2 separate regions of the Homo sapiens genome follow, and region 2 is linked to region 1. The links are chromatin loops, found by intact Hi-C in ENCODE. Cell type or tissue: dorsolateral prefrontal cortex. All regions are shown on one strand. Each heading gives the region's core, and the rest is flanking DNA. Links, peaks and the distances in the headings are about the cores only.

Region 1 (5,385 bases), core at 61-5,060:
AGATGGAGTCTCGCTCTGTCTCACCCAGTCTGGAGTGCAGTGGCATGATCTCGGCTCACTTCAGCCTCCGCCTCCCGGGTACAAGCGATTCTTCTGTCTCAGCCCTCCGAGTAGGTGGATCTACAGGTGTGTGTCACCACTCCTGGTTAATTTTGTATTTTTAGTAGAGACAGAGTTTCACCATGTTGGCCAGGCTGGTATTGAACTCCTGACCTCAGGTGATCCGCCCACTTAGGCTTTTGAAAGTGCTGGGATTACAGGCGTGAGCCACCGTGCCCGGCCTTTGTCCTATTCTTCACCAACCCCTCGAACTTGGACAAGCAGATTCCCTTGTCGGTCCTTTCTCAGGGTGGGGCAATGTGAGAATTGCATCTGTAGGGCCCAGGCCACAGCAGCACCTGTTCAGGTTCTGCAGCACCAGTGATACAGACTTAACTAATGTTTTTTGATAATTTTAAAAATTAAAGATAACATGAAAGTAGTAATTCTACTACCTAATAATTAGCGGTTTGCTTTGTAAACTAAAGCCACTGAGTAAGTCACCATGTGGCCAACCACTTAACCATGGAGGGGGCTCAATTTCTCTACCTGTCAAAAGGGGGCGCTGAACTAGAGTCTCTGAGGTCACTTTCAATCCTTACATGTTGTGATTCCTAGTGATGTCATTATAAAGCTGAAGAGAAGAAATGATCAGGAATCATTTTATTTATTCAATTATGACTGCACATCAGAAAAAAAATATTTCAAAGCCCTAGGGTGGTTAGGCTGTGGGTAGAAGACTTTAGAAAAATGCAAATCTCCTCTTCCCAGAAATAGTCTTCTGGAATCCAATCAAGAAAGGTATCTGAATGTTGCGCTTCCGAAAAGTGCTCACTCTTTGATTAACATGTTTACTAACTCCTTTTCCTTAGGTTTCTTAGACTTACCAATCTTTGAACCCGAATTTTCTCTTCTTTCACTCTCAAATGTTTAATTAAGGGGTAGAAGGATCATTCTGAGAAGAGGAAAGTGCAGTTTGCATGAGATCAAATTATTATCCATTAAGTAGATCTAGAGTTGATTGGGTTGTGGAAGGGCTTAAAATGAATTGTGATGAAGGTGAAGTTTGGGGAGAGGCTAGACTCTGACTGCTGGTGAGTTTGTTGGTGGAGCACTCGGAACAGGGTCTGGGGGAGGCCACTGCCACTGCCGAGCTGTCCAGCATGGTGGATGGGTCCCAGTTCTTTTACCTTTTTCAGAAGGCAGATATAAGGTGTTGCTTACGCCTGTCTAGCAGACATTCAGAAAGCAATAAAAAGAACCGTTTTCATCCAGCCAGTGAGTCCTAGATAGGAGCTCCAACAGTGAGGAATTTAAAAGGCTCACCTGCACATCAGAGCTTCCAGAACCCCAGAATCAGTAAGTTGTTTTGAGAACAGATTGTGAGAATACATTCATTTCCAAGTGCCCAGGATAACAGAAAATTTTTTTTTCTTCTACCACTTTACTTCTCATCAGTAAATACCATAGATTAATGATGACTGAAGCGGCAAAGTACCTCAGCCTGTCTAGGCCACTCTATGTTGCTCTGAAGTGGGGCAAGACTCTGGAATTAGGAAAAAGTGCTTAATTGCCACTTACAAGTACCTGTAAAGTTAGAGCAGCCAGGAAAGGGATGGAAGTACTAAAAACTGCCTCATGACATTTTCCTTTTTTTCTGTAGAAATTTTTAAGTGTTCCATTTCTTGTGAACCATCACAGGATAATGACAGCTCTAGATATTAAAAATTCCATTAAAATTTCTTCCCCGAGTGAATACCCTTCCATGTCCAGGGTAACCCCTAGTGGTGTATTCTGTGACACAGACTCTGCCTCCAATGTCAGCACAAAACAGAATAAAATAAGAATTCTGGACATAGTGAAAATATGAACCTGAAGAGGTCATTTATAACAAAAAACAAAAAAATCCAAGTGTCCTTGCTAAACAGAATTTGGGATCTGGGAAGCTGTGAAAAGTTGGTTGTTGGATGTGATGTGATAAGAAAGCAGTCTTAGATCAAAGACTTCAGTCTTTAAGATTCACATTTAGAAAGGAAGAATCTTAGAGTCAAAGAAAGGTCAGGCACGAGTGTAATGAATATAGTCAGGCTGGAAGAGTGTCTGGTCCTTCGATAAGAATGCCTCACTTATCTTCCTCTTTGTATCACCCTGCATTGCACCAGGCACATGGTAAGCATCCAATATTTGGACGGAGGGATAAGTTTCTAAATGAACGCCTGTGCTCCCTTCGCTCTAGGGCCCAAACACACCTGGGCAGGCGTAGATAGAGTGCAAACAAGCAGCTAATAAGTCACAAAAACTGCACAAAGCAGTTGACAGGAGCAGCTCTGAGGATTCAAGTGACTCTCTCTTTCCCTAATAGACTCTGTTACCAACTTGCAGGCTCCCTCTTCTGTCCATTGCACTGGAAGCCTGCTCTTCCCTCCATCTATCAAAAGGGGGCAGCAGACAAGAGAAAATTCAGGTTCGTGGCCTACTGTGAGCTGAGCAACCCCACTCCCACGAAGGACTTAACGCAGATTTCCCAAACTGTGTTCGTTTAAACGTTAGCAGGTTTTTTTTGGGGGGGGGGCAGGGGGGACAGGGAAATTAAGAATCCAAAATTTAAAAGTGCGAGGAAATCTACGCTAAAACTGTTTACACATGTATACAGCAAAATTTCTTAGACATGAAACTTTTTTTATGTCCTGAGAACAGCATATAATGTGAAGAATTTCTCAAAACTTTTTGAATGATGAAACAGCCTCCTCATTTTTTAATTCCACAGAATATCTATTAACATCTCAGTGGTCATACAAGCTCTGCAGAAGATGAGTTTGGAAGCTCTGTCCTAGCAAGTCCCGTCCTATTTTCATGCTGAAGCTGATTCTCTCAGCTTTCCAGTATCGGCTCTCTTTCCCAACAGGGAGAGAAGGATCGCAACTTTGACAAATGCCATTTCATGGAGTAGCCTCTCTGAAGATGGAGCTTGAAGAATGGAAATATACCTCAATCCTTTACACTTGCACTTTCTTCTCCTGGCAGCTATCTCACCACTCCTGGGAGGTAAGGGCAGCCCCCAGATTTTCACCTGGGAGTTAAAAGATCTCACCAGGGGGCTCCAGTTGTGTATGGGCCTCTATGAAATGCTGAGTCAGGCCATGCTATTGTAACTAGAGATGCCTGGACCTTTCTGGTTTTTCACCACTGTTTCAGTTGCCAGTCTCCTGTCATATGCTGCTTCTATCCTTATTTAGAAAGGGAGAGCATGGTTTGAATGGATAAACAAATGGACTAAGCATTAACTTGATTCTCTTCTACAGTTGCTGTTGCTGTTGCCTTGGTGAACGGTTCATATTTATATAGCACCTTAATAGTTTTTAAGATGTTTTCAAATACTTCAACTGATTTTCTCTTAACTAAAATCCTTTGAGAGAGTTTATGTTAGGGAATCTTTGCACTCTGGGTAACACTAGCTAAAAATGAATTTGTTGCTTGGCCTTTGGTTCATAGAACTGAAATAAGAAGAACTGTCTCGGGGAAAAAACAGAATAGCTCAGGAGAAACATGACATAGAAACTGATAAATAGATGGTCTTTTTTGAGTTCTGCCATTGGGAATGGCTGTTCTATTCGGGTGTAGTCTAATGCTACCTCTCAAGACTAACATTTTAGGGATAGAGTATCTAATTGTCATTGCAGGTAGAGAGTGGTAAACATTAATTGACAAGTACATCAAATCCGCATGCAATATGCAATCCCCCCTGCCCTGACCCTGATAAAAAAATTACAGGAATATTGCCAAGAGGAGAAAGCTTTGCTTCTGGGCAAGCAGTTGACAGCTTTGTATGAGGCAAGTATATGTCTCCCTGTGTTAGAGATGATGAAACTGGACCTAAAGGGATTATAAGACTTGCCCAAAGTCATGGATAATAAAGTTCCAACATTAGAATTTATATTCTCTTACTCCTGAACCAATATTTTTTCTCTTTCTCTTTTTTTTTTTTTTTTTTTTGACACAGGGTCTCACTCTGTTGCCCAGGCTGGAGTGCAGTGGTGCAATCTCGGCTCACTGCAACCTCTGTCTCCCAGGCTCAAGTGATCCTCCCACCTCAGCCTCCTGAGTAGCTGGAAATACAGGCATGCACCACCACAACTGGCTAATTTTTGTATTTTTTGTAGAGATGGGGTTTCACTATGTTGTCCAGGCTGATCTTGAACTCCTGGGCTCAAGTGATCCACTTACCTCAACCTCCTAAAATGCTGGGATTACAGGTGTGAGCCACTGTGCCCTGTCCCAGCATTTTTTCTATTATTACTATATACTTCTATGGAGTCCCTTGGATGCAGCAACAGCTATCATTTATTGCAGATGACTATGGTCAGATACTGTTCTAATTACTTTCTATATATTAATTCATTTAATCATCACAAGAAGCTTATGAGATGGCTGCTATTGTTGTCCTTATCTATTAGAAAAAAGGAAACTGAGGCATTAAAGAGGTTCTAGAGCTTGTAAGTGGTACAGCCAGAATTAGAACCAAGACTAGGCCTAGAACCTACTTTCAAAAGGATGCTGCAATGAAACAACATAAGGTTGATCAGAAGTTTGATTGTGTATACCCTTTTCTTCTTCCTCCTTTTCTCCTGGATTTCTTTAAATACATATTTAGTGAGCAACTCAAGGTTTCAGACACCATGCCAAACTCTGAAGGAGTATGAACAAGGTGATCACGACCTTGTGCTCATGGTGTTGACACACTAATAGGGAAAACAGATTAGTGAATTATCACAGCACTCTCTGTTTAATGCTCCGTCTGTGAGAGCAATATGTGCCCTGGGAGCAGAGAGGAGAGCACTTGGCCCAGCCCCGGGGGAGGGAAGGTCAGAGAAGACAGAAGTGCCTTGCAAATGGGGATGGATAGGGAGTGAGCGGGGATAGAAAAGAGGATATCAGTCAGTCCCTCAGCATAGAAGGGCAAGTGTAAAACACAGCCAGGGCCGGATGTGGTGGCTTATGCCTGTAGTCTTAGCATTCTGGGAGGCCGAGATGGGTGAATCACCTGAGGTCAGGAGTTCGAGACCAGCCTGGCCAACATGGTGAAACCCCGTCTCTATTAAAAATACAAAAAATTAGCCAGGTGTGGATGCGGTGGTGGGCACCTGTAATCCCAGCTACTTGGGAGGCTGAGGCAGAAGAATTGCTTGAATCCCAGACGCAGGGGTTGCAGTGAGCTGAGATTCCGCCATTGCACTCCAGCCTGGGCAACAAGAGTGAAACTTCGTCAAAAAACAAACAAACAAAAAACACCACAGCTAGGCCTCACAGAAAACCCAAAGCCAAGACCCTTGTCGTGGGGCCATAGAG
Region 2 (5,385 bases), core at 53-5,052, 140 kb after region 1:
TTTAGCTGTCCATCCTCTTCTGGGAATGACAATGGCAATCAGGTGGTGACTCTGGAAAAGGCTGGTAATAAAACTGAGGGTCAATTCACTATGTCTACTTCAACTAGCAACAAATAGTTGAGAGAATATACTACAAAAATGGATGATATTGACAGAATCCACAAAACAAACAAAGTACTTAGGAATACATGTAATAAGATAATTATGTTACATTAAAGGAGATTTAGATAAATTCAGAGATATACTATTTCAATAGATAGGAAAACTCAATATTTAAAGAAAAGTAATTTCTTCTCAAATTGATCTATACATTCAGTACAAATTCCAGTCTAGATCCCAACAAGATTTTTAGAGGAACTTGACAAACACTCCTGAAGAAGATCAAGGTTGGGAAGAAAGGTTGGGAAGAAAGACTTGCTCTTTCGATGAGCGGAATTCATTAAAAGCTATATGACTGCAGGATGAGCCACTGGTGTAGGATTAAATAAATACATTGACTAGTAAAACAGAATCGAAAGCCAAAAATCAGACTCACTTACATATAGAAACTTGGTGTATGTCAGAGGTTATACGGTGATTCCAGTGGGGAATGGGTAGATTATTCCACAAACAGTGCTAGGAAAATTGGTTATCTATATAGAAAGTAAAATAGGACACTTACTTTACATCAGATAGAAAAATTAATTTCAGGTGAATTAAAGACAAGTAAGAAGGAAAAAATTTAAAACTTTTTAGAGAAAATATGAAAGAATATGATCTCAGGATTGGGACGTATTTCTTATATAAGATACAAAAAGTATCAATCATCAAACAGTTATATTATACAACATTAGTATCCTTAATCCATGAAAAAAAAATAACCCGCCTTAGATAAAGTGAAAAGACAAGCCACAAACTGGAAGAATGTATTTCTAACTTACATAAATGCCAAAGTGTTGGTGTAGTGTCCAGTTTCTATGAAAAACTACCATAAATGAATAAGAAAAAGACAGAAGACCCAGTAGAAAAATGGGCAAAAGACATTAAGAGGCATTATATAGGAGAAACACAATAATATGATAAACATGTAAAGAAAAAGTAAGGAAACATGCTCAATTTCATGTTATTAGAAATAATCAGAATAACCCATTCACCAGGAGACAATATACAAAAATGTTCACAGCCACGTTGTTAACAGCAAAAAGTATAAGCAACCCAAAAGTCTCTTGAAAGTAGAATGCATAAATTGTGGTGTGTTTATACAAAGGAATGTAATATAGCAGTAAAAATTAATAAATGAATGCTGGAAGCAATTACATGGATTAATATTAGCAATTTAATATTGAGAGTGATGAGTAACTGGGAAAAACTACATAGAGTATGATACTAGCTCAAAGACAAGCAAAACTGAACATATATGCAAAAGCTCTTTTGAAGCAATGCAAAAAAACCCTCAGAAAAATAAATTTTCAGAAAGTAAGATATAAACACCCAATTCAGGATAGTGTTTTCTTTTGATGTGATGCAGGGGGATGGGATAGGTGAAAAGTGAGACTTTGGGTCATTTGTGATGTCTTTCCTGTTGTATTATTTGTCAATGCAGCACATTCGTTAAAGTAAAGCTAAGACAAAGATTTCTCTGATCACCATTATTTCTCCTTGTTTGTTCTAGAAGTTCTAGCCAATACAGTAAGATAAGAAAAAAAACTGATAGATTAGTAACTAATAAAAGCAGAGTTAAGTGATTTTTATTAGTACATGATGGTATTGTCTGAAAAACACAATGAAATCAATTAAAAATATCCATCAAAACTAATAAAACTTCAATGAAATAATTGGTCATTAGTATCACTATCTGCCATTTGTCATATATCTACCACGTGCCAGCAACTGGGCTCAGCACTTTATATTCATTGTCTCAGAAGCAACCCTATGTGTTACATTTGTATCTCCACAAAGATGAGGAAAAGTTTTAGGTTGAGTAACTTGGGCAAGTGTCAGGACAACAATTTGAACTTGCTTTGTCTGATTCTAAAACTTCTGCTCTGAAACACTTGATTACATCGTCTCCAAATAAATACTGAAGCTAAGATATTTTCTCCATCACAAAAATCATCAGTGATCAGGAAATTCATCCGTGGAAAAATACTTGAATATTTTCAGTGGCAAGCATTATCAAACAAGGATAGTATCTTATTTAAAAGTACACAGATCTCAAATGGACAAAATCTGTAGGCAAAGTGAACATGACTTTCTCTCCTGAACAATATTGCAGAAGACAAAATTCTTCTCCATCTCCCCCTTTTTTTAGACATTATGCAGATGGCTACCTTTCTTTTAACTTATTTTTTTCTCCAGAGGAGTTACAATATTGTTGATCAGTAATTTTTTCCCCCTGAAACTATGCCTTAGTTGGATGGGGGTGGTAGTATATTTCTCCTCTAAGCAGAGTTGCTTACACTAGAAGTTGATGCTAATTTTCTTCTGAGATGGCAGTTTTATGCGTAAGAGTTGGTTTTAGCACATTTTCTAGGGTATGGAAATTAAACACAGAACCAGTGTTTTCTAGCTCATTCATAAATTCCATCATAATCTTTCTTAATTTTTTTTTGTCCTGGAGACCTTCATACTTTCAAAGAGTTTTGATGAGGTCGTTATTTTCATACCTTTCATTTGGAAAATGCTGGAAGCGTCCTCAGCCTGCACTTTCTCTTACTATTTCACCACTCTCTGGAATGTGCCTGCTGAGCTTGCCCATGAAGTTTTTGGCCCACCAGCCTCTTCTCACGTGTAAGCCCAATCTTAGCAGGTTCAACTTTGCTATCAATTCAGCTTTGAATCATGAATTAAAGCTAGACGGAACTTTACAAATCACCTAATTCAGTTTTACAAATAAGGAAAATACCACTTTTTCTACTAGTTTCCTCCAGGGCATGGTTCTGCCTATTTGGTTTCTGAGGATTCTCCTTTCCTTTTTTCCCTAACTGGATACCTACAGCAGCAGTCAAGATCCCTATTGTGAACATACAGAAAAGGAAATGAGAGACAAGGCTGCCACCATGTGGTGTAACAGGTGAACAGGAAGGAGGGGTTTATACAGAGAAGCATAAGAATTGGGAAGCTTATGAAAGGTGAATGTCCATTCATTAGAACAGTAATTGTCAACCGTTTATAATTGCTGTCATGACTCGGTGAGATCTACAAGTTTCTGAAATCCTCCTTATGGTACATCAGGAACTCCTGGACAGCCATTAGACCTAGCCATGCAGCTGCCTTAAAACTTAGGAAGATTTTATAATTGACAGATGTCCATGGATTGAGAGGTCTATAGAAGGCCCTTAGGAATATTTTTTATCTAAAAGTAGACCTACATATGTTTAATTTTATTTTATAAAATCAAATTAAGTAAACCAATATTATGGGATATTACACTATTAACCTTCTTTTTTTTGTGTTCCCATCTTTTTTACCATCAGATAGCTTTGGCATGATAGTCATATTCTATACATGAGATTATTTAATTAAATCGAATTTAAAAAATGCTAAGTGAAGCAAGTATTTAAGAAGTCAATATTTAAATAGGTTTTGCTTTCAGTAGTTACATAAGTTGTATTCTAGTTTGAGTGTCACAGAAATGGGCATGAGATATATTTTTGTTAAACATAAGAGGGAAGCACAAGTGAACTCACTGCTCGAGTTTCATAAAAGCCACTCTGTAGATGTGATGCTCCCAGCAAGCTGACCCAGGGTAAGAAGCAAGGCAATGAAAGATCAATCCACCAAAAATACTGTAGCAGCTGCTATCCTTGTCCTAGACAATCACAAATTGCTCATGGCATGTACCCACATATCTGCACTACTTCACCCAGAATCAGTGAGAACGGGCAGGGGGCAACATATCAGCGGCTCTTCCTCTGCTAATCTAAAAGAATTAGAAATAGGCTGCTCCCTATAAAATTGCCTGACATTCTTAAAACAGCCTAATAATCTCAAAGGAGCAATTTCCTTTATTAATTGAAAGCAGCTGAAAAATATATTAGCCTCATTTTATATTTTTAAAGCTTAAATATCTAAAGTATTGGAAACAAAGAAAACTGTACATCAGAGGGGAAGCAAAAGGTGACTAGATTGGGCCCTGGCCTCATGGCATGGTCAAGATGTTGAGCCGGCCAGGCGCGGTGGCTCATGCCTGTAATCCCAGCACTTTGGGAGGCCAAGGAGGGTGGATCAATTGGGGTCAGGGGTTCCAGACCAGCCTGGCCAACATGGTGAAACCCTGTCTCTACTAAAGTTACAAAAATTACCCAGGTGTGATGGCATATGCCTATCATCCCAGCTACTTGGGAGTCTGAGGCAGGAGAATCACTTGAACCCAGGAGGGTGGAGGTTGCAGTGAGCCGAGATCGTGTACTCCAGCCTGGGTGTCAGAGTGAGACCCTGTCTAAAAAAAGAAAAAAAAAGTTGAGTCCTGGAGTAAGACTTATTTGGACTAAAATACCAGTGTCACCGCTTAGATGATGACTTTGGTGAAGTTATTGAACCCCTCCCGTCTTCAGTTTCCTCATCTGGAAAATAGCCTGTCCTCTGGGTTGTGGCAAGGATTATAGAGGTAAAGCCATGCAGAGCACTTAGCACAGTGTCTAGCATTTACTCAGCACTCCATAAATGCTAGGCTAATAGAATCACCCAGAACTAGAGATGTGAATACAGCTAGATTCTGAGCACACTCACAATGAAAGTTAAAGAGAAAAGCTTAACTTCTATTGCATTTTTTAGACATTTACAAAAAATATGTGTCATCCAAAAAGCAATAGTTGAATGCCTGCAGGATTTCTCAAAGGCAGGACCTTAGTTGAGGCACCACATTTTCAGCTTAGAACTTGGAATTTCTTAGCACATCACATCAAAAAATTAGTCCCTTTGTGAAAAGTTCGTCCTGAGTTAGTGACTAGAGCACCAATATTCTAGTCAAATGATCTTACATTCAGAGTTTTAGATTCATCACTTACTAGTTGTGAGTTCTTGAACTTCAGTTTTCTCATATTGTAAAGTAAGAATAACGGCCGGGCGCGGTGGCTCATGCCTGTAATCCCAGCATTTTAGGAGGCTGAGGCAGCCGAATCACGAGGTCAGGAGTTCAAGACTAGCCTGGCCAATATGGTGAAACTCCGTCTCTACTAAAAATACAAAACTTAGCCGGGAGTGATAGTGGACGCCTGTAATCCCAGCTACTAGTGAGGCTGAGGCAGAAGAATCGCTTGAACCCGGGAGGCGGAGGTTGCAGTGAGCCGAGATTGCGCCGCTGCACTCCAGCCTGGGTGACAGAGTGAGACTCCTTAAAAATAAATAAATAATAAGAGTAGTAGCAAGTACTTATAGACAGCTTACCAAAAGTATAGCACTCAC

The links. Peaks named below come from ENCODE experiments on the same cell type or tissue, not always from the same donor. Only the 100,000 strongest peaks of a DNase experiment are listed, where the experiment ranks them.
Region 2: a loop joins it to region 1, with 2.8 times the contacts of the local background. A loop is called at or near these places in 74 of 110 quality-filtered maps.

Annotation. Positions count from the first base shown.
Region 1 is chr6:134,061,110-134,066,494 of GRCh38, reverse strand. No RefSeq gene overlaps it. Among named protein-coding and RNA genes, the nearest start is that of SLC2A12, 11 kb to the right of the region's middle. RefSeq lists an enhancer at 4,806-5,385. In dorsolateral prefrontal cortex, for the core only: CTCF peaks have their summits at 576 (motif pointing right), 2,264 and 2,468; a DNase peak (open chromatin) is centred at 2,474; H3K4me3 peaks cover 342 bases; H3K27ac peaks cover 1,563 bases.
Region 2 is chr6:133,921,780-133,927,164 of GRCh38, reverse strand. No RefSeq gene overlaps it. Among named protein-coding and RNA genes, the nearest start is that of TBPL1, 29 kb to the left of the region's middle. In dorsolateral prefrontal cortex, for the core only: CTCF peaks have their summits at 2,829 and 3,030 (motif pointing left); a DNase peak (open chromatin) is centred at 3,034.